Linked DNA regions of Mus musculus: regions 2 and 3 are each linked to region 1. Evidence: chromatin loops called from intact Hi-C (ENCODE). Cell type or tissue: left cerebral cortex. All regions are shown on one strand.

The links. Hi-C counts contacts between places; a loop is a spot of excess contacts. Peaks named below come from ENCODE experiments on the same cell type or tissue, not always from the same donor. Only the 100,000 strongest peaks of a DNase experiment are listed, where the experiment ranks them.
Region 2: a loop joins it to region 1, with 5 times the contacts of the local background. A loop is called at or near these places in 20 of 42 quality-filtered maps.
Region 3: it touches region 1 in a loop (2.5-fold over the local background); 3 of 42 quality-filtered maps call a loop at or near these places.

Annotation. Positions count from the first base shown.
Region 1 is chr1:16,436,959-16,444,958 of GRCm38, forward strand. Stau2 (staufen double-stranded RNA binding protein 2) reads right to left here. Exons shown (of 14, transcript NM_025303.3): 5 at 3,365-3,500. Among named protein-coding and RNA genes, the nearest start is that of Stau2, 78 kb to the right of the region's middle. In left cerebral cortex, a CTCF peak has its summit at 3,439 (motif pointing right); a DNase peak (open chromatin) is centred at 3,458.
Region 2 is chr1:17,118,656-17,126,655 of GRCm38, forward strand. Gm31982 (a long non-coding RNA gene) reads right to left here and starts at 5,913. Exons shown (of 4, transcript XR_865203.2): 1 at 5,858-5,913. It overlaps Gm28783 (a long non-coding RNA gene), which reads left to right and starts at 1,942. Exons shown (of 2, transcript XR_373222.2): 1 at 1,942-4,624. In left cerebral cortex, CTCF peaks have their summits at 1,542 and 4,966 (motif pointing left); DNase peaks (open chromatin) are centred at 1,581, 2,403, 4,396 and 4,975; H3K27ac peaks cover 1,207 bases.
Region 3 is chr1:16,653,782-16,661,781 of GRCm38, forward strand. Eloc (elongin C) reads right to left here and starts at 3,084. Exons shown (of 4, transcript NM_026456.4): 1 at 3,041-3,084. It overlaps D030040B21Rik (RIKEN cDNA D030040B21 gene), which reads left to right and starts at 3,771. Exons shown (of 4, transcript NR_037998.1): 1 at 3,771-5,997; 2 at 6,240-6,447; 3 at 6,774-6,868. In left cerebral cortex, a CTCF peak has its summit at 3,086; DNase peaks (open chromatin) are centred at 3,316 and 4,780; H3K4me3 peaks cover 1,893 bases; H3K27ac peaks cover 1,568 bases.

The sequences.
Region 1 (8,000 bases):
AGGATAGTGATTAAATTATATACAGCTATAAAATATCATAATAAATCTGTTGTTTTGCATAATTAGCATAATTTGCAAATAACCTATTTTGAAAAGAGAGAAAATATGAGCTAGGTATCGGGATGCCAGCCTGGACTACACAGAGTTCAATGTCAGCCTAGATAAGATTGAAGAACTCTCTCCACCTTCTCCCCAAAATCAGATAAAAAAGTGGGGAACTTAAAAATGAAACATATTACATGTATAAAATGGACTGTGTGCTCTTTGCTTGTTTCTACTGTACTGAAGCAGTAGCTAGCTCTAGGGATGCCAGGGAACCACAGGCCTAAAGGAAGAGCAACGGCACATAGTATGAAGAAGGGTAGGGTAAAGCTGTACTGCACACTCTGAGCTGAGAGCCAGGAAGCCTACTGGGGATGCCACAGTGAGAAAGAGAGACACTGGGAAAGGGATAGGGCTGGAGAGATGGAAAATGCCTGGCAAGCCAGACAGGCTGAGGGTATTAGCCAAGCTAGAAGGGGGGATGGGAGGTACTCTGAAAGCATCACCTAAGTGGGGACTAAATCAGAAATCATCCCATACAGGCCAACTCCAGGTAAGTAAGAAGACCACATAGAGCAGCTGTCAAAGGACATAACCTTCCAATGAGACATAAGGGCTTCCTAGCATAAAGTAAGACACACTGAGGAGGAGGAGGAGGAGGAGGAGGAGGAGGACGACGACGACGACGACGACGACAACGACGACGAGGGAGAAGAGGAGGAGGAGGAGGAGACACAGGAAGCCAGAGAGACTAGACAGGAGTTATTTACTTAAGAGTAACTCCTAAAAGAAGTAGTCAGAATTCGAACAGTACCATTTTAAATGGAAACCGTTAATTTCTACTACCAAACAAGGCACTACAAAGCATTAAGTTATATATAAACTAAATTATTATATTCTCTATACATCTGATTAGCAGTAAGTATATAAAACCTTAACAAAGGCATTACAAATACTGATCACATATCAAAGTTCTTATATATAATAATGAAATTGTAAGCCAGGTAGTAGTTGCCCATACCTTTAATATAAGCACTCAAGAGACAGAGGTAGGTGGGTCTCTGTGAGTTCAAGACCAGCCTGGTCTACAGATCGAGTTCTAGGATAGCCAGGACTACACAGAGAAACCCTGTCTCAAAACAAAACAAAACACAAAAGGAGGAGGAGGGCAATGAGGAGGAAGAAAAATTGTTTTTAAATATCAATATCAAAAGCTAATAAAATTATAACAAGACACAAAGTTAAAAGGCAAAATATAGGCAGAAAAATTACAAACAAAATAGATTGACTGTTAATAATGTTAACACAAACATTTGAAAACTAGTCAGGAAATGCAATAAAAATAAATTAAAACAGACAAATAAAAAGATACCTAGTAAGCACCTGAGGACAGCCCTGCTTGGGAGCAGTCAGCATCACAGAAAGCTTTAAAGATCACTTTGTAACTTTCAAGCAAAGTAACGTATTTCAAAATTCAGAGCTATAAAAATAGAAAATGCATTCTCAAATGCTATAAAAAATGAAAACCAGCATTGTCATGGTATTCATCCTCTGTACTTGGCTTTCTTCTATGTCCTGGACATTGCAAACATATAGAAGGGTATGTAGAATATTGAAAATTCCTTACTGTGACAATCCAAAAATAGATATTTCTGAATTTACAGAATGACTTTAGAACATTTCTTTTAAAAAATGAAAATTGCCAAATCCAATTAAAACTCAAGATTTTTTCCTCCAGAGGAAATTATTAAAATTAGTAAATATCTTGGTAACCTCTTTTAATGAAAAATTAGAACAGAATTGTAATATGGTTGAGTAATATATTATTCTTAATTGTAATATTCCTCCTGTAGTGATCTACATCTAGGAAATAACAGAGCTATAAACAATATTTGTAAATAAACATAATAAACCTATTTCTATGATGCTATTTATGTAGGGTATGTGTCTATAATCCCAGGGAAGGAGGTAGACACCAGCTCAGGTGTCAGAACAATGTACACAGGTGAAAATACACCTTGCCAGATGAGGCCATCTATAGCCAGCTCTAAAAGGCTCTAAAAGAACAATTATATGTCACATGGTCTCTACGCTGGGTGAAAAAAGTACCATATCGCACACACAGATTAAACAAGTTAAGAATCAGCCATACTATTCAACAATTAAGAAAGAGAGAACCCAGATATAAGCAGTATTAATAAATCTCAAAACAGAGCAAGAAAACCATCGGTTACAGTAAAAGAAGCCAGAGAGATTATGTGCAGCACATATTTATATGACAGAACTAATCTGTGGCAAGAGATTGAAGATCACTTCTGGCAAAGGGTGTGTTGTGAGCATGGAAATCTAAGGGAACCCTGCCATGATGGCAAATCCATCAAGACACACTTAGGTTAAAAGTCAGTGAAGAGAGAACAGATGCATACATACATGAGGTCATCAAGATATACACTGATGATCTGTGCATTTTATTGTACATATACACATGTATTACAGAACAACTCAATTTCCATTAAATATGTTTATACACAAAGAATAATTTAAAGTAAATCAAAATATTTACAGTAGCGAGCTCTAGGGTAGCAAGATATTTCTATTTCTTTACCATCTAGCATTTTCTACATTCCCTATGATTAGTTTTGTATAAGTTTTACAATAAGGATTGTGGTGGTTTGAATAAAAATGACCCCCATAGGTCTATAGGGAAAAGGCACCATTAAGAGGAGTGGCCTTGTTGGAGTAAGTTGCTGGAGGAACCATATTACTGACTCTTCCTGCTGCCTGTAGATCAAGATGTTTGTAAGCCAGCCCCAATTAATGCTTCTCTTTATAAGAGTAGCTGTGGTCATGGTGACTCTTCACAGCAATAGAACCCCTCACAAGAAAAGAGATCCTGTTTTTATTTTGAAATTTCTACACTCTTGTAAAGTTGCACTTGAACTATCACAACTGTGCCATATGCAACAAAGACTTAGTAAAGCCTCTCCAAAGAAGTTGCTATAAATCACAAAAATGCAAGGCCATTAACGCAGTCATCAAGTCAGGAAAGGCAGACACCAAGTGTACTGTGGTGAGGGAGTGAGAATGCTGCATGGCGGGTCCCGAGGCTTGTGTACATTAGCAAAGAAAGCTTCTGAGGCTACAGAGTTTTGTTTCTGTTCTGCCTTTAACTTCCAACACACTTGGTGAGTCTGGTTTATCTAAACTCCCAAGATGCCCAAGGTCAATTGTGTTCACAATGCAAATATCCTTAGAATGTCAAAAACGTCTGCAATATGCATAAAATAGTAAATAAGAACAAAACCAAAGAAGACATACAAACCTCTGATTGTACATGCCCCGGAAGTTGTAGTTAGCTCTATAATTTGGGAATGGCTTTGGATCTAGTGGCCTGTAGATGGCAGGCTCTCCCCTTTTCATAGCGAGCCCATTCAGTTCCACAGTTGGAGTTATACTACCTGTTTAAAAACATTAGAGATACACAGGTGAAACATTGTCACAACAAACCACACCAGCTAGACTTCAATTAGTAATCTCTGAAGGAGGGGGAGTGGAAGGCCTCTCCACACAGTTCTCTAATTAATATAAACAAAGTTTAAACTAAGTTTTAGCATTTTCTGTACTTAAAAAATTCAACTGTATAGTCATATTATTTAAAACCAAATAGTAACTAGTTTGGATATCAATTTTATAAATACCCCAGAAATGTATGCATATTTAATCATTAAAAATATCACCTGTTAATAATTTTATTTATTTATTCATTGCTAATCAAGGAAGTAAACATTAGCAATTAATACAGGGTTAGCAGTAATGCTTTGACTTATCTGATGATAATCTGTGGGTGAGACTTTCAAAACCTAAAATGCCATCTAATCCCAGGAAATACCAAAAAAACAAACAAAACCCATACAGTCAGTACCTATAAAACCCACCAATGTGCCACCAGATGCCTAAGCATCACAATATAAACCACTCAACAATAAAGCAGACCAGACCCGCTTGCTTTCACTCTCTTCCTTTCCTTGTTTACTTTTTAACATAACAAAACGGTGTGTATTCTGCCCTACCTTTCATTTAAGAAAATAAGATATAAGCATTTATTTGCTTTTTTTAAGCATAAAGCCAAAACTGAGATTTTATTCATAATTACACAAAAATTTCCGGGGGTGGGGGGGAGAGAAACCACTAAAATACAAAGGAAACACAATCTAATTGTGAACTGAGTTTGTGATTTAATGAGAAGGAAATTTTTAACTAATTTTTAAAAATACCAATGAGATTTACTCAAAAAAAAAAAACAGAACAAAACAATCTCAAACTGTTTTCCATATTCATATTACCAGAAGTATGAATTTTAATAGTAACATACTTTAAATTCAAATAAAATTAAACCAAAATAGAGACAAATATTTTTAAAGAAAAAAAAAAAACACAAGTGCACTAAAACTAAACTAAACTGATGGCCTTAACTGTGCAAGTTAATTATTTTAAACGACTTTAAAGACAGCAAAATATTTGTAGCCTAAAGAAAAGGAAATTGAGAAATATTTCTAGCAAACATGCTACTGATGTCAGTACTATTATTACATTATTATACATCCAAAGATAGGTGCAAAACAAATTAAAGTACAAATAACTGTGTTTATGTTAGAATCAGATAATGAAATGTAAAAATCAAATACATGAATTAATCTAAAATATGAATCAAACGTGTAAGTATCTGATGTATCTCTCTCTAAAAACAAAAAGCAGAAGAAAGGTGGTGAGACTGTGGCAGGCTGCTGGCGTAGTGTGCTCAGAGCCTTGGGTTTGATCCCAACGCCATCTGAAGCAGGAATGGTAGTACATGCCTGCAATCCTAGTGCCTGGAAGTATACAAGAAGAGCAGACATTCAAGCTCATCTAAGCAACACACTGACGTAAAAGCCAGCCTGGGCTCTACCACAAAAGTAAATATAAAAAAACTTTAAAGGAATATGGTATTTCCCAGCTCTATCTACTTAAGAGAGGCCAAGCAATGTGTTAGTAACGAAGGCAGCCAGCACATCGAGTGTAGCTTATAAGTGTCACTCCCCATTTAAAGCATGCACACTCCCACAGGAACATCCTTGGAGACATGGCGGATTCCAGGTCTGCACATGATGCTAATGAAGGGAAAGGATCAAACCCTTACCTTGCCTTTCCTGAATAAACCGTATTTGGAATAAGATGGTAAAAAAGAGGAACGTTCATCATATTAGCTGGGATTCCAGCAAAAGGAATGAAGTCCGCCCTCCCTCCCCCTCCCCCCACCAAAAAACAACCAACCACCAGTTTGTTAACTGGTGATAAAATACTAGATATTCTAGACAACAGCAGCACACTGCTACTGTCACCTATCCTAACGTTACTGGAACTTGCTAACTGATTAACTGGACCAATAGCACCAGAGGCCATGGATCAATCTTAAAATCAAGAGACCACCAGAAAATGTCTTCTGATCCAGTGCACCAAGGCGAGCATTGCCCACTGGGGAGCACTGCCAGGGACATCAAGCCTGAAGCCATGCAGCCTTGTTTTCAGTTTTAGGTCCAGAAAAGGCTCTACGACACACAGGTGGGCAGTTGGCGAAGACAGCATGCAGGAAACTACACAGAACTCACGACCCAGTCCAGCAAGCAACCTGCACGCAGAGCAAAGCTGGGAAAGCTCGTCTGTAGAGCAAAAGCAATAAGAAGATCTCTTCTATTCTTCACTAGAACAAGCCAACTCGGAAAGAAATGAACAGCAAGGAGAATCTGCACATTTTTAAATTATTAAAATTAGTATTTTCTTTGCTTGATACTGTGAAGAGCCTTTGCCTTAAAAAGTATTTTTTTATGACAAAGTAAAAACTAATTTGATTTAAAATATTCTAGGGTCAGATGCTTCTGCCTGTAACCCCAGTACTCAGAAAGCTGAGGCAGGAGGATGTGAATTCAGGGCCATAATGACTAGGTTGGGTGTCTTATCTCCCACATGTGTGTGTGCCTCAGGCAGCAGGTGACTGAGAGCTAAGACTAGGTGCATGAGCCCACCAGTGGACAGACAGCAGGGCCTTCCAATAGCTTCTACATAGGTGAAAAGGGTTTTGGAGGTGGTGGTTTGGCTTGGGTTTGGTTTTGGTTTTTTTGTTTGTTTTTTAATTTTGTAGCAAAAAGACACAATGTAACATTGGGTCAAGCTTTATTTTAAATATTAAAATAGATTATTTAATTAAACATATGTGCATATACATATATATGAAACCTATATATTGAGTGAAATTTAACAAAAAATCTGTACCATTTGTTTGAAATATGCCTTTTAGACTATCTACTTAATATTTCCTTTATTACTCAGAGTAGCAATTACTTATTTGATTAAATAGCAATTCAACTAGTTTAAATCCCTAAAATATATATATACACAGACACACATACATACATACATATATGATAGTAAAGAAAAGCGAAGGGAAAGGGAGGCTTTTTTTCTCTCTCCCTCTTTCTATGCGTTCCTGGGGGTAAAGGGAAATACACAGATGGCAGCATGAGCTCAGTGGTGTAGATGTGAAGACTCACATGATCCCCATCCTACTCAACAACATTCCATCATCTCAGGCCTCTCTCCAGGCACTACACAGCACCCTTAGCGACTCACCTGACTCCTGGTGTGACCAATCTGTTTGCATCTTCTTGACAGATAAAGAAACACCACTTTTGTCTTGCTTCTTTCTGCATTCATTGCATATATCAGGAGTTTTTAATATTTTATCATTGAATGAAATCAACAATATGTGTTTGTTTGCCTTACTAACAGTAAAGGAGCAGTATTTATGAGGTCATCTTGGATATTTCTAAATAGGCCACATGATGGTTACTACTCAGTGACTGTGGATACTGATCTAGAGGCAGGGGTGTGGGTCATCCAGCTGACTTCTTTAAATGTACAGGAAGCTGCCCAACAATCTTCCATAGACTTTAACAATAAAGTATAATCCGTGTCTTTAAGTTTACATTTCAAATGTCATAAGGATTTCAGTTTAACAAGTACAATATTTATCAGAATCAAGACTTATGAACTACTTGAATTAAATGGTTTTGTTTGTTTGTTTGTTTGTTTGTTTTGTTGTTTTGGTGGTGCTGGTGGTGTTTTGGTGGAAGCTGAATTGGTGGTGGTGGTGGTTTGGTTTTTGTTGTTGTTGTTGTTGTTGTTGTTTTTGAAGTGAAGCCCTGGCTGGCCTAAATTTTCAAATCCCTTCCTTATCTTCCAGAGTAAGTCATCATCCCAGAAAAACTTATGACATTTTGAATTCCTTTACATAATAACTATTCATCCACAAGTAGAAAAAAATTCAAATGGGGGACTTAAAAGACCCCACCCTAAAGCTAAGGCAATAAATAAGAATCCAATATATTTAAAAATCCCAAGTAGGGGCAGTTAATGTGAGGTGATGCACACACAGTACTGGGGTATACTACATCTACCGCATCACAAACTGTATGTTAGCATAGGTAAAGTATTCTAGCCATCTGACTTAAACGAAAGAAACTCATACAATGTCTGACTTCTCACTTCTGACTAGAAGCGAGAGTACTGCACTCTCCTCAGTGGTATTGGAAGCTGGATTTTGTGGAGCGGAAGCAGAAGGGAGCCTGTGGCACAAGTGAAAGAACCAGGCTCTCGCCACAGGAGCTAAGAGGAGCCTCTGAGAGATGGTCAGCTCTCATGTTCTGAGTGTGAGAGAATCCACTACACAAAGAGGATGACTACTCAAGGTTTCTCAGGTATTAGAGGCTATATGCTTGGTGCTGCAAACACATCTACACTGGGAATTCTTGGATTCTTTTTTAATATTCTCTATTTTATGTACAGGTGAGTGAGCAGTGGATGAGAGCGATGGCGCCACACAGCGTCAGAGGGTAACTGACACGAGCTGCTTCTCTCCTCCCTCC
Region 2 (8,000 bases), 680 kb after region 1:
GTTGCTGATAGTACACATTGAACTATATATATATATATATATATATATATATATATATATATATATTACCAGTATATGTATTGTGGTGTGTGTGTGTGTGTGTGTGTGTGTGTGTGTGTGTGTGTGTGTGTGTATTGAATCCAGGCTCTTATACATGCTAGACAAATGTACTCCCACTTAGGTATAGCACCAACCTGTATTGTCATTTGTTCTGAGTGAGCAGACAGATAAGAATGAATTATGAGTGATCTAATCCAAAGCAAATGATAATGAGAAACTTTGATGCTCTGAAAAGGCAAACAAATATTATTTTTCTGCCTTTAATTTTTCAACTGATTATAGTTTTCCAAGAAATCTACAAAGTAGTTATTTATCACTTCAACTTAATAAAGACGTGAAGGCTTAATATGACTCTATAACTGGACTGTGGCCTAGTGGGCATTCAAACTCAGAGCCTGTGTTTCTTTTCTTTTCTTTTCTTTTCTTTTCTTTTCTTTTCTTTTCTTTTCTTTTCTTTTCTTTTCTTTTCTTTTCTTTTCTTTTCTTTTCTTTCTTTCTTTCTTTCTTTCTTTCTTTCTTTCTTTTCTTTGTTTTTTTGAGACAGGGTTTCTCTGTGTAGCCCTGACTGTCCTGGAACTCACTTTGTAGACCAGGCTGGCCTCGAACTCAGAAATCTGCCTGCCTCTGCCTCCCGAGTGTGGGATTAAAGGTGTGTGTCACCACGCCCGGCTAGAGCCTGTGTTTCTTAATTCAACAACCCACTGCACTATATACAATTCAAGTGGAATTTGTGGAAAAGTAAAAGAAATATGTAGGAGCATTTTAACTCTCTGTGATGGTTTACCAGGTGAGTCCAAGCATGGAGGCTTAAGGGTGATGAAAGATTTTTCCAGGTGGTAATGAAGAGCAGTTAGTAGTTAAATCAGAATCTCTCTTCTCTGGTGTATCACCCAATGCATTTTGTAATTGGTTATTTATGTGTCTAAGTTTTTTATTTAGGAAACATGTATACAGTTACTCCCCAGGAGCCATTTCCCTGTACCCTGTACCCTTGTACCCTTAATTAGGGTGTTTGTAGCTTATTGGTTGCTCCCTTCACATCATAGGAATGTCATTGGAAGAGTGGAGAGACTGAGGTTGCACATAGGTGAATGGAAAATCTTGAAGCCTTCTGGCAACATGTGAACATTCCCAGAACCCAACAGTGCAAAAGTCAACATTTGCCATGATGAGCAATGGAGTTGTTTCCTCTTCAGCCAAGCTGAGATGACCAATGGAATTGTTTTTCCACCCTTTGCTGTGTTTCCACTCCTCTTTGAAAATCCTTGTTTAGGGTAGTAGTGGGGTGCTAACAGCACACATTCTAAAGCAGGGTGGCATTACTGAAAGATTTGATTGCACAATGCGCATTTGTCTGGAAAAGCTTAGGAATGTTTCATTTTAGCTTTCCTCTTGATAGAATCTATTTGTATCTCTGGGTTTATCCCTGTAGACTTGGAGGGAGTGGTGAAAGATGAACGGGCAGTGCTCAGCCACAAGGGGAGAAAAACGTCATCCAGCCCTTAGAATAGCAACAGCAATAAATATGGGCATGCAGTTCTGCTGCTGAGGCTGGAAAGGCAGGCCGGATCGCATTTACACACCCAACAGGCCTGCTTGGCTGAGACGACTTTGTCAGAATCATGCACAAAAGTCGATGCCTCCTTGGATGTTTGCTTTCTGAGCTGTGACTCAGCAAAGAAAAGAGAGCTCAGAGCACAGAGCCCACCACAGAATCTCTAGAGGAGATTCCAGCACCCTTCTGGCCCCAGGGGGACACTCTGAATTGACTTTAAAAAAAAAATGGATGTTTTATTTGTTTGCTTTTCAAATGTTATCCCCTTTCCTAGTTTCCCCTTGGGAAACCTCCCTCTCCCTGCTTCTATGACAATGCTCCCCCACCCACCCACTCCTGCATTCCCACCCTGGCATTCCCCTACATTGGGGCACTGAGTCTTCCCAGGACTAAGTGCTTTTCCTCCCATTGGTGTCTGACAAGGCCATCCTCGGCTACTTATGTGGCTGAATTGACTTTTGGGATAGCTGGCTCAGGGCTCTTGAAAGCTGAGTCCAAAGCTTCCCTACACATTGGTCTGAGAACTTGATGTTATCCACAGCTGCCCCAGCCATCAAGGTGCATACGTAACGGAGAAGGTGGAAATGAGGGCTCTTGTTGGTCATCAGTTATTTAAAGAAAGCCCATTGGATTTCAGCCACTGATTGAACAGAATCAGCATCTTTGCTCTGGAAGGTCCAAGAAGAACATGGCCCTCTTCTTTGGCAGCTCCTTGTCTTTCTTTCTCAGCCAGCACCAGCTATTTCTGGGACCTGCTTACTTTAACTTGTGCACCCATGTTCATAACTGTTCTGCTTTCACTCGCAGCTTGGCCATATGTGGCTGTGGTTTTATCATCTTTACTTTCTTCTGCTACTTGAAATTATCAAGACGAGGCATCTTTATAGCCTGCACATAGCAGGAGTCGTAGGCTGCAGCTTTCAGGCTAACCCAGGCAGCCAGTTCTCACCATGTGCCTCCAAAACCAAAGCATCACCTGAATCGGACCTCTTCTCTTTTTCTGTTAAACAGCTCTGCTCTGAAATGAGAAAGCCAAGCTCCTTCTCAGTGTGATCTTTGTGGTTCACCGATCTCTCAAACCTCTCTTCACAGGGAAGTTCTGGAAGCAGGCTCCCCTTGACCACATGACACCTATTTCTCTTACAAAGCCGCAGTAGGCAAAGGCTCAACCCTGGACTGTCATGTGTCTCGGTTACAAGCTGAGCATTATTTATGTCCATCTCTTGTCTATAGATCACAATATTGTTGTTGACTTGAAAAATATCATAGTTAAAAATTAAGGAAAAGTGCTTTGGATACAGACTCATCATGAAATTCAGCTCTGTATTTTGGTATCCTGGTTAGCTTAGCTCTGTGGGATCTTACTAAGACCCACAAGGTGAGCGGAACAGGTTTTTATAGCACTAGCTCCTGTGTTTATTCTGTCAACAGCCCTTGTGACATAAGGTGGCTAAGAAAAAATCCTGCCAGTGAGTTGAAGTTCATGCCAAAGGGACAGAGATGACTATTTGATGCCCAGAATCTACACAGTCTCCTCCTTTCCTATTTTTATATTCACGAAGCAAAATCAAGCAATGCTCACAACATTAGCACTTTCTCTAAAGCTATGTTTCTGAATTTTTAAGCCCCTTTCTCATATGCCTAGAGACAGTGAAGACACAAATTTAGCTCCCCACCTTCTATTTAGCAACAAAAAAGAATACCAAAGATATTTGCAAAATAAATTCTGGTGTATTATCGAATACTCTAAATTTGAATTGCAGAGGCATGTACTAAATGATCTTCCATCTCGGGAAAGATCCCCTTAAATATAAAAAGGGAAATGATAAGAGTGCCCAAGAAGAGTCTCTAAGTCACTTACTGGGAAATAGTAAGACATAGGCACATTCCTGGTGTTGTGTAGTTATGAGGTCAGGATACTTAAAATATACACAAGTACATTTTAAATTAGTAGGAAAATACTTTAGGAAACAACTAAATAAAAGGTACATTTTAAAACATAGGCATGAAAAAAAATAAGTAAAACATAGGCATTAAATACCCCTATGGAATGCACCTGTCCCAAGATTGTATCTGACATATCTCAGAGACATTCACAGTTGCAATCACCTATGAATAGGTCTCCTAATATCAAAACAACACAGGGAATGTGTACTAACCCTGATCTTACTAGTTTTATGACAATAGTAGAACACATTGGAAAGAGATTTTCTCCATGTTCCTGATGTCTCTTATCTTCATGTCATAAGTGACATTATAGAATATTAATACAACCACCATGGGTGTTTGTATAATAATCTACTAAACCAAGCACAAAATGAAGAAAGGAACTCACAAGGAGCTATAAGTAGCATCCTGGGATTTTTATTCTTTGTTGCCTTGTTATCTATTTTTGTTAGAAACTGTAATACTTTATAGTGATTCACATTATTTTAAGTGTGTTTTTGAAAAGTATAAATAGCTGAAATTTATTTAGAAATAACATCTGTTGTTTTGTTTTGTTTTTTTGAGATAGGGTCTTGTATTTGGCCTTGGAGTTGTAGTGATTCTCTTGCCTCTGCTTTATGAGTACTGGGGTTGCAAGTGTATGCCACCATGCCCAGTTTAGACTTTATAAATAAAAAGTTTCAAAGTCTAGCTGAAGTGCACGATAGAGTTGAGCCGACACCATGGTGTGAGCGTGAGTATGATCATGTAACCATGGAAACCAAGCCAAGAGTGTGTGAGTGAGTATGATAAGGTAGAAGCCCTGTGAAGTAATGTGTGAACGCCTTAGTTATGATTGGTTAAAATTAGCTTAAAAACCCTGGTCTGGCACTGTGACACACTCACTCAATCCTGGAGGCCAACAGAGATGCTGAGAATTGAGTCCACTGGAACGCTTGCCACCAAATGAGAACAAGCCCGCTCCATGCGGACCCAGCTCCAGCAAGATCCAAGAAGGAGAAGTCTCGGACCTTACCTGATGCTCCATCATTGGGCCAGGCTACAACATCAGCCAGACAGGAGGTTAGTGAAGCGTGTGTGTGTGTGTGTGTGTGTGTGTGTGTGTGTGTGTGTGTGTGTGTAGGAGTGTGATCCCATTTCATCACTTGATTATTGCTACTTATAAATAAATAAGCTGTTATAACCAAACCTCTGAGTCTGGGACTTCCTTTTTGCTTGTCATTAATCCCGATTCACGACAGTTTCACAACAGTTGGCATAAATCGGTAGCTGGGAAATAGCTGGGACCCTGCTTAGCAGCCTTCACTTAGCCGCTTAAGCAGTCGTTTAGGTCATGCTTTAATTTGCGGACATGCTAGAATTCGGACATGCTAACAGCCATTTAGCAGCTGCATACCACCACCTAGTGTCTCCGCTTTAAATTGCGGGCCATTTACCAGGCGGTAGAATTTAGTTATGCTCCTAGTCTGAAGCAGAGAACCTCTGGCCGTGAAGTCGAACGTCTATGATGTCTCCAAGGCAACTCTGATCCGAAAGGTGATGAGGAAGAGTGGGTAAATAGGCACAGACAAGTAGACCAAATAGCCAGTGGGGAGCCTAGTCTGTACTCAGCAGACACTGGCCCGTCTTATGACGCCTTGAAGCCAACTCTGATCCAAAAAGTGAGGAAGAGCAGGTAAATAGTGCAGACAAGTAGACCAAAGGAGCTAGGAGAGCCTGGGCCCATCACCTCAAAGCCAACTCTGATGCTCCCAAGGGATCCAGGTTGGAGGAAGAGCTGAGGGTGAGGGTAGAAGCCTCTAAGTCGAATGAGGGAGTGGCTGGCAAAAAGACTAGTGAGATGGGCAGATAAATTATTTAATGAATTATTGAATAATCCACTAAGAAGTAATATCACCTGGTATTTTAAAAAGAAAACAATAAAGGCACTGTACCACGTAGCTATAAACATCTCGAGCAGACTAAAAAGGCTCATCAAGGGTATGAAAAAGATAAAATTAGAGGACGTAGAAGCCTCTGACTCGGTGGAAAGAGCTTGGCAGGGTACTAACCACATAGTTAAGAATAAGACTAAGTGCAAGGAAGTTAAAACTGATGTCCCATCGACAGCAGTACAGCAGGTGGAACTTATCATAGAGCACCACAAAAAGGAGTACCTAGTATACTCATGAAGACTATAGTCGATTTGGATAAGTCGATTTGACTTATGGTCAAAAGGCTAACCATGAATATCACAAAACGACGGACTCCAACCCTTTCAAAAATGCCCTAGAGTCAGGACCAGTGTGTCACTACCTGTGGGAAGCCATTCCGAACTCCCTGGCCAGCCCAGGCCGCACCCTAAGATGGCACCTGACAGAAATCTGTGCCAGGCAGTAAACAAGCCCATATTTGGTGGATGACTCGCCCTTAATCCCTGATTGGCTGAGCAAGCCTGCCTGGTGAGGTGATGTGACCTGCAGTGATTGGTTGAGGCGTGGTTGTGGCTTGAGCGCATAAAAAACGCTTGTACCTGAGGCTGGAGGCTCCGGGGAGTTGAAGAGAGAAGCTGTCTGAATAAACTGCATTAAGAACTGGTGGTTGCGTTTTCCTTGCTGGTCGAGGCGGACGCAACAACTACCAGTGACAGCCTCCGGGCTTCTGATGCGGGTAAGAGTTCCAGACACGCTGGCCCCACAGAGATGATAATGGAAACCAGAGCGTATACCCCACAGGAACTTAAAGAACTTAGAAAGGATTATGCCCAGAACGACATGAAAAATGCGCCCTACATAGTAAGACTGTAGGAGAAGGGAGCAGATACAATAACATCAGACCAAGAGATGAGCAAAATTAGGAACATGGTGGAAAATCCTGTCATGTTCAATGCTCTAGAGCACATTTTAGACAGTACCCAAGGAGATTTATCCAATCATCTACTGCATGATTGGATAAATGCAGCTTGGAGATATGCGTTCTCCTCCTTAGATATAACTAAGTTTGAGGCCTCAGCAAAATGGAATAATTCACAGGAAGCAATCAGTTAGCAAGAAAATTAGGAGTACTCTACTTCATTTACAATCAGGTACCCGCCCCACAGGCAGCACCAATATTGGCCCAGCTTAGGAAAATCCTGTTAAAAGGAGCTTCATAACTTCTCAGGATGGCCTAGCAGGACCACTGCAAGAATGCCAAACTATGGCAGATGCCATAGACTTCTTAAGATCATACAGAGAGTTAGACTCAGAGAAGGCAGTATCCCTACCCATAAAAGGTAAGAAATTTAACAAAATGAGGAGAAGGCTTAAAAATCTAAGAGCATTTGGAAGGAGAAATACCAACCTCCCAATTAGATCAGGACCAAGCAAACCATGGAATCCCACCAGACACTTGTTTGGGCAAGTTCCTCATAGGCCCTTTTAGGGCAAAGGGGGCCCAACAGCTGAGGGCCCCCTTACCCAGGATTCAACAACCAAAGGCCAAATGTAGGGGTGAGACCCATGAACATGCTGCCATTCAGGAACAACCTGAAAGGACAAGGATGTCTCTTTCAACCTCAGGGATGCAACATCTAAAACCCAGAATAGCACTACCCATCATACTCCGATGGCACCACCAAAGTAGTTAAATGGCTGTTGGACATGGGTAGTGAAATTAACATATATGCCCTAGATGAAGTACGGATATTGAATACAGGCAAGATTAAAGGCTACATAGAAGTAGAGGGAGTTGGAGGCAAAGTCATAACCCCCATAACTATATTAATATTGCAAGTATGTGATAAAAACTATGAACTTGATTTCGTTCTGTGCAGTGCCCCAGAAAATGTCATAGGGATACCTATAACATACAAATTATTTCTGAAATTTTTGAATTATAAAAGAATACCAAAGATACCATTGGCTACAGTCAAAATCCCACAGGTAGAACTACGTAAAATGCCACCCTCTTTCATACCACAATAGGTATGAAGAGGTGGGATAGAGGAAGTAAAGGACACCATTCAAATGTTATTAAAAGAAGCTATTATAGAACAAACACAAAGCTTTAACTACAACAGCCCCATTTAGCCAGTAAAGAAACCGGATGGCAAATGGAGATTCACGGTAGATTTATGGAACATAAATAACCTATCAGAGTAGATGCCTGGACAATTACCAGATGTATCAGACAGGTGGCACCTAAATGGTTAGCCACCACAGAGCTATATATAGAAGCAGACATGTTCTTTGGCATTCCCCTACATCCCAACTCTAGAGAAATCACCATATTCTCATGGGAAGAGAAGCAATATCAATTTACTAGAGTTCTACGAGGATACAAAACCAGCCAATTATAGCACACAATGCTTTGAGTTGGGCTTTAGATTCATTCCACACAACAGAAGAAGTAAAAATCTTTTCATATGTAGATGATCTCCTATTGATAGCAAACAACAAACAAATAATACATAAAACAA
Region 3 (8,000 bases), 220 kb after region 1:
AATAAGTTAAAGGTCCCAGAGCCTTGCATGTTCTAAAATCTGTCTGCTTCATCCCTATTCTATCACCAATCTTCAAGAAACCCCTCCCAATTCTGAGCTAGGTCTTGGCTGTCCTTGCACTATGTAGATCAAGCAAACAGCCCTAAACTCAAGATATTCTTCCTATCTCTGCTGGGATGAAAAGTGTTTAAGGCTTTGGAAGAGGCTCATAATCAAGCAAGACACAGGTCTAAGATCCTAACACGGGAAAGCTGAGAAAAGAGAACCAGGTCAAAGACCTGCCTGGTCTACCAAGGTGAGACTCTGCCCCAAACATAAAAATCAAAGCAGTACATTAAATTTCACCTGCTTTCTTTGATCAATCTAACACTACCCATTTGATATTTTCCAGTTTAAATATTTAAATATCATCTAAAAGATACAGTTCCCATTTTGTCCTCCCTAGTTCTATACCTACTCTGAGTGCCAGTCAGAAACATCTAATTTGTCTTCTTAGATCAGGCTGGCCTCAAACTCACAGATCCACCTCTGTGATTAAGATGTGGGCATGCTCTGCAGATCCTGTCTTACTGAGTTATCAAGCTAAGTCCCACAGAGAACTCCTGATAAACCTGTCAGAAACCAATGTTCCCTCCCTTCTGTCTTCTGACTTCAGTAAATGGCACTACTGTTCACAAGGTGATTAGCAAAGGCAAAAGCTTTTTTTTTCCTGTTCTAGGAATGAAAGACAAGATTTGGTTTTAATTTATATTTCAAATCAGATGACGTTCTACCGATTTGAACTCTACATCTTTAGATCAAGCTAACTGTATTTTAAATGGACTATTTTTTTAAGCTACTACACCTGAGCATGGTGGTGTACACCTTAAACCCCAGCACTCAAGAAGCAGAGGTAGTTGGATCTGAGTTCTGGGCCAGCCAGGTCCACAAAGTGAGTGCCAGGTCAGGCAGGGCTGGCTATAACCTTATCTGGCATATGTTCCAAGCATTTGTGTCCTTGGAATTTCCTGACTAGGTCAAGTTCACTCACACTTTAAGGCCCTTGCGTTTGCAGTGACTGCTGTGGGAAGCTCTTCCTTTAAACCTCCCTATGATGTTTCTAGCTCAAACATCAAATCCCAAGGGTCTTTCCCTGTCCAAGGTCTTATTGATGTATCCCCTCCCCCCACTTTCTTTTTTATTGAGGGAGAGTCAACAGGGCTTTACTGGACCTCTTGGTTGACCTGGAACTCTTGTCAATCCTTTGCTTGTTTGAGCTTCCTGAATATTCTGAATAAAGGTTTACAGGTTTCTGACATCATGCCTATTTCTACACCAAAAACTGTGTGTGTAAATTTTCAAGTATTGGATGTCTTTGTCTTACTGTACTTAGTAAACTATCAAAGCATTTGGAGTCTATTAACATATCAAAGCATACATGCAAAGACTTTCCTATTACATTCCAATCTGACATACACCCCTGCACAAAACCCCAATCTTTCCCTGAAGCAATAAGACGAAGATCTGCGCAATTTCTTAAGAACTTAGTATACAGAGAAGTAAACTATCACCTTGCTTCTATACCATTGCCTATGTACACTGCAGCATTCCTATCTTATCTAGCAATGAAGCAGATTTTCTCCATTTGAAATAGATACCATCTGGGTGTGGTGATCTACTCCTTCAATCCCAGTGCTTGGAAGCCAGAGGCATACGGGCCATGCAAGTATACATGGTCGAGTTTCAGGCTAGCAAGGGCTACAAGTCTCAAAAAAGAAATGGATTTTTTTAAAAAATAGCATTATGAGGTAATAAACCAACATTTCTTGTGTGTGTGTGTGTGATGCTGGAGAACCAGCCCAGGGTCTCTGGACATTAGGCAAACATGCTACATCAAATTACCGACCCAGTCTGGTAATTAGAGAAATATCATATGAAGGATGAGAAGCCATTTATAAATTAAATAGGGGGATGAAGATATGGAGTAGTGGCACACAAGAGTGCGGACTCAGTGTAGTTGAGGTCCAAGGTTAATCCAAGCAAGTTGAAAAGATAAGAGCCAGCATGGCGGCTACACCTTTAAAACTAACAACTGGGAGATAGGCCTGGTGGGCCACACATTTAGACCAGACGAGTTACTGAGTACAACTTCCATGTCATCCAAGAGTACTCAAAAAATTGATAAATAGAAATATAGAAACCCCAAATTACTATAAATTAACAAACATCCATGATATAAAACCACAACAGTTTACTCATCACTGAAGATTAAATCCACTTGTGAACTTCGACGGCTTAATAACACATAATATAAACGAGATCAAGTATTTACCATCTTAGACCACTTAACAGAAAATAAAATTCAATTTGGGACTAAGAAGCAGATCTGGTAGTATGGACCAAGTTGTAAAACTATTTCAATTGCTTTCTACACTAGAAAGTGCAGAGTAGGCATGCTTGCACTAAATGACAAAACTTTCATGCTCACAAAACTGAAGAGTTCCTTAAGGGAAACTAAATAAATGGGCACTGTACCTGGCACTAGATAACTCCTTTCAGGCAAAAATGAGAGGTAGATAGATGCACAAATGAGCCAATGTACCCAGCCAGGCAGAAATTACCCAAGTTGTCCAGAAGGTAAACTTTCTTTCAGGGTCCTATAGCTTAAAGCGGCGAGGGCTCTCTCCTGGGTCTAGCGACTGATTTTAACAGTAAAACAAATACAAGCGCACATGAGGTAGGCAAAACGGAAAAGCGATCCGGCTGCCATGCTCTTAACTCCACCCTCCCCGCGCTCAGCCTGGAGGAGGCCCAGCCAGCCCGCACCTCCTGTCCTCTCCCCTTTCCAGACCCACCGAGCTGAGCTAGTTAAGGTCCCGCCAAACTCCTCTCCCCTCCCCCAAGCCAGGAGCTGGGGAGGCCGGAGAGACTCAGAGCTTCCGTTCCTTCCCCGCCCAGACGGGAAGGGGTGAGCAGAGGGATAACTAAAGCATCCAGTCCCAGCCGCACTAACTCTCCTAGCGAAATCAGATCCCGATTCCCACCATAGCCCGACACTCACTAGCCAGTCCCGCAGCTACCGCAGCCGTAACCCCACGTACCGCCACAGCCCCTATTCAGGGCCGCCCCCCTCCCACCCCCAGCGGCCTACCCCTGTGGGTTCCGGGGCACAGAAAGGAATTACTTCCGTCGCGTCACAGCCGCTTTCTGTAACGCGCGGGAGACTGGTACCTGGCAAGGCCGAGACGCGATCTGCCGGTAACTTGCGTCTGGAGGAAGTGCGTTGTGGGCAGTAAAACAGGCCCATTTAAGAGACATCGCTACCAAATCCCAACCAATGAGATGCTAGGACTTCTTGGTTCCCAGAATGCAGCGCCATCCGGATCCAATTTCTGCCGAGAAAAGCTGAGCCGGCGAGGCAGCAGTGCATTCTGGGATATGTAGTTTCTTACAAGGTTTCGGCTAGTGTTTGGTCCGAAGTGACACTGCATCTTGGGACTTGTGGTTTTCTGTGTAGCGCTGAAATTTTTGATGTCTTTAAAGCTTGTCTCAACCTCTTTGTTTAAAGTAATACACATCAACGGGCATCTTAACAAGCTCCCAATGTGTTTGCCTCATTTCCTCTCTTCCCGATATAGGTCAGTGTTTACTGAAATATGCCACGCCCACCCGTCCAGTTCTCGCTGCCTATCACCATTACTTAAATCAGGGCCCATTATTTCTGCTCCTCACCTCCCCAGTTCCACGCCCCCCTCAACCAAACCTTTTCATTGGCTTTTCCGTGGTTACCTAGGCACCTTTCCTAGAAAGCTGAAAAGCAGCTCAGTTAAGTTTCCTCTCTGCTGTTTTCATGGAGTGGGCTTGAAAACCTAGATTCAAGATACTCAGTTAATCAGTCGCAGCTGTGTAATAGTATCCCACAAAAGGAAGTATAGTATGTATGTGCTATTTGGAATTTCTGAAACTTCTCAAAGGGTTTTGTTTTTGAATTTTTGAGACAGGGTATTTCAGTGTTACCCTGGAACTACGAGTCCCAGACTAGCTATGTATTTGGGGACAATTCTATCTCCTTCCTTAGCCATCAGGCACAGTAATTTCCCTATGTAATCCTTGGCTGCCCTCCAACTCCAATTTATAATTCTGTTTCAGCCTCAAAGTGTTGAAACGACAGGTGTTGCCTACCATGGGTTGCTCTGAAAGTGTTTGTCTGTTTGTTTGTGTTTGTGTTTTTGCTTTATTTGATTTGGCAGCTATGTATGCTTTTATGGAATTGAAAGCAAAAATATAGCTGCGGCCTTGAATTAATTTTCAAAGGCTTTGGAGAAATAATGAAAGTGTTTTGGTTGTATCCATAATTCAAAGTAGTTTCATAGTAAAAGAGGCATTTGGTAGCAGAAGATAAAACTAAAGAAAAAAATATGAAAAAACTAAGTGAGACCTGAGTCTCCCTTTAGGCAGTAAGGGTGGGCCCGACTTCCATCGTATATCTTGACTAAAGAACCAAGGATAGGTTCATGCGGCTGGCTCAGGATTCCGTTGGTTTGTTTTAAGATTTATTTGTTTGCTTTTTAAATTTTATTTGTTTTTTTTTCTTTTTCTTTTCTTTTTTTTTTGTTTCTGTTTTTTGTTTTGTTTTGTTTTTGTTTTTGTTTTTTTGAGGCAGGGTTTCTCTGTATAGCCCTGGCTATCCTGGAACTCACTCTGTAGACCAGGCTGGCCTTGAACTCAGAAATCCTTCTGCCTCTGCCTCCCAAGTGCTGGGATTAAAGGCGTGCGCCACCACGCCCGGCATAATTTTATTTGTTTTTAAGATTTATGTATTTATTTATTATTTGTGTTTTTATGTATGAGTGCTCTATCTGCATGCCAGAAGAGAGCACCAGATCCCATTATAGATGGTTGTGAGCCACCATGTGGTTGCTAGGAGTTGAACTCAGTACCTATGGAAGAAAAGCCAGTGAGCATTTAACTGCCGAGACATCTCCCCAGTCCCATGGATTCCTTCTAAAAGGACACAGAAAAGGGAACTAGGTCAGACAACTGCGATAGGTTTTTGGTTGGGTCTTTTTTGTTTGTTTGTTTCTCTGCTACTGGTGAAATGAATCAATTCAAGCCAGAGTGAGATGATATTAAGTGCAGGATTATTGGAAGTTGCTCTCTGGCCCCAAGGACAGAAGCCAGAGAGGAAGGAAGAGAATTGTACATATTCTCTGCTCACTCCTTTTCCAGTTTCCTTCCCGTTTGAGGGTATGAGAAATGGCTTGAGATGACTTTGGCAAGCTTTGATCTTCAGGTACTCTTGCTCCGTTAAGCTCACCAAGAGCTAAGAAAGGCTCTGTAACTCTCAAAGCAATCAGTACCACTAACCTAACCTGTTTTGTATCACTAATTTTAAGTGTCTTTCTGCTAAAGCTCAATGTTACTAGTAGATTTCCTATAGATACACATATGCCAACCCTAGCCATGATGCTGATGTTGTTTTCCATATTTTGAGGTTGGAAGCTGGTTTTGTTTTGTTCAAAGAGTGACCTTCTGTCTAATATGGGGCCTGAACTCTCAGCTATTAGCACCCCCCCACAACAAAGTCAGGTATTAAGGACAACCCCCCCCACACACACACACAGAGTTTCTCTGTGTAGCCCAGGCTGTCCTGGAATTCACTCTGTAGATCAGGCTGGCCTTGAACTCAGAAATCCACCTGCTTTTGCCTCCCAAGTGCTGGGATTAAAGGCACGTGCTACCACTGCCCAGCAAGGACAAACTCTTATATTAATAAACCTTCGAAGTATTTTTCCTTAGCACCCTGTATTAGTCAGGATTCTCTAGAGTCACAGAATTTATGGGTAGTCTCTATAGTGAAGAAATTTGTTATGATGACTTACAATTTGTAGTCCAACTCAGCACTTCTGTGAATGGGAAGTCCAAGGATCTAGTAGTTGCTCAATCTCACAAGAAGAACACCATGCCAAGATCCAGATCAGAAACTTCTATCTCCCAGCCTCAAGGTCAGGATCACAGGTGAGCCTTCCAATTCTGGATTGTAGTTCATTCCAGATATAGTCAAGGAATAGCCATTACACCCCACAACCACCACCACCACCACCACCAAAATTAGGAACAATCATGCCTAGAAGTACTCTGTACCCTTTTGTACCAGCCATCTTTATGATCGATTCTGAGCATGTCCTCAAGTGTGTCCTGTTTTTGTTTTTGTTTTTAAATTAGATTTATGTGTACAAATGTTTTGTCTGCATATATAGCAGGTGCATGCCCAATACTCATGAAGATCAGAAGAAGGCATTCTATGGTTCTGAAAATTGCCGAAAGAAGACTCCAGACTCAGATAGTCTTCAGAAACAACCAGCATGTGAGGGGTTGGGAGTGTCAACCATTCTTTGAAATGTTGACCCCCAGACAAAGGTGCACAAGCCTTCTTATAGGGAACCAGGAACTCTCTAGAGGAACTAGGTAATCTAAAATTTCATTGGTGGGTGCTAGGAGATCACAGGTGGTCAGTGGCCTGCATTCCTATGTCATGAATATTTAGCTATAGGATGGGATAGGGCTGCCCAGCACAGATGGCCCATTCTGAGATAAGATATTTCCCCATTTTTGTAGTTATCCCCAGGCTGCTCTATGGGAGGAGGGTTTATGATCTTGTTCTGGATTTTATGGTCTGTCCCTGGAGCTGTCATCTAATGACCTAGTTTCTGGGACTGATGTCTTATTGTTCTTTTTTGAAATCAGGCCTGGTCCTTAAGTGGAGACAAATGGGGTTTATGTTGTGCTTTCAGCATCAGATCCCCTGATATCGGAGTTATGAGTTACAAGTGATTATGAGCCACCATGTGGATGCTAAGAATTGAACCCAGGTCCTCTGTAAGAACAGGTACTCTAAATTGCTAAACCATGTCTCCCATAAGGCTCCCCAATATAGCTGAATAGTCAGTTTTTATAGCCAGAAAATGTGTGTGGCAAAGATGTCTGCATTAATTATGTCAATCTTATGAAAACAAAGGACTGTCCATCTTTTGAGTTTGTCTTTCATGCAAATGCAGGACCATGGGTGCATCAAATTGGTAGTCTCTCATTCAAACGGAGCACAGTGTTAGTACTGATCTTAGACTTTCTGTTGGCCCACCAGGAGAATTGCACTTCTGGTCTAGGTGAAAATGGCTTCAAGGTCATCTAGAGTTCATTGAGGCTTGAAATGGCAAAGAGCCAGGTGTAAATTGAAATAATCATGACTAGAATAGTGCCTTCTGGAGCCAGAGTTGTGCTTTGGCAGCACACAGCTGTTGCAGTTTCTTCAAGGCCTTTATGTGTTAATAGAAGCCTGAGAGTGTTTGGATGGCTATTTTTCTTGGTAAGCCTTTGTCCAAAGCATCCAGCGCTAGGGAATCTGCCAGGAGTTATCAACTGAGCCCACAAACACCTTACTGTTAAGTACTAAAACGCTGCACGGAGACCACCACCCACATATGCAGTTGGCAAGAGTGTTTTTATTTCTTGAAAGAAAGAAGCCTGCATGCAGGGGTCAGCCACTTACAAAAAGATGGTAAAGACAGACAAAGTTCTGCAGGCCTTTTTGTAGGAAACTAGGGGGATTTTAGCTAGGGTTAGGTAATCTAAAACTTCATTGGTGAGAGCCGGGTGATGTTACATGGGTTGTTTTCTGATTGGCTTGTGGTCAGTAGACTGCATTCTTGTGTCATGAATGTTTAACTACACAATGAAATACCCAAACCATATAAGGCTGCCCAGAACAGATGGGCCATCCTGAGATACAATACCTCCCCATCCTTGTGGGTATTCCCAGGCTGCTCTTTAGATGGGGGATTCTGTGGCCTTGTTCTTCTTGGAGCTGGTGCGGGGGTGGGTGAGTATTGTCAGTTCTGGGAAAGGATGGCTTTCCTCCTTTCCTTTTAAAGTTAGGCCTGGTCCTAAAATGAAGTTTATGCCATCCTCTCACCTTATTTAGAGGAAAAATAAGCATGGAGAGGATTACAGTATTTTGTATT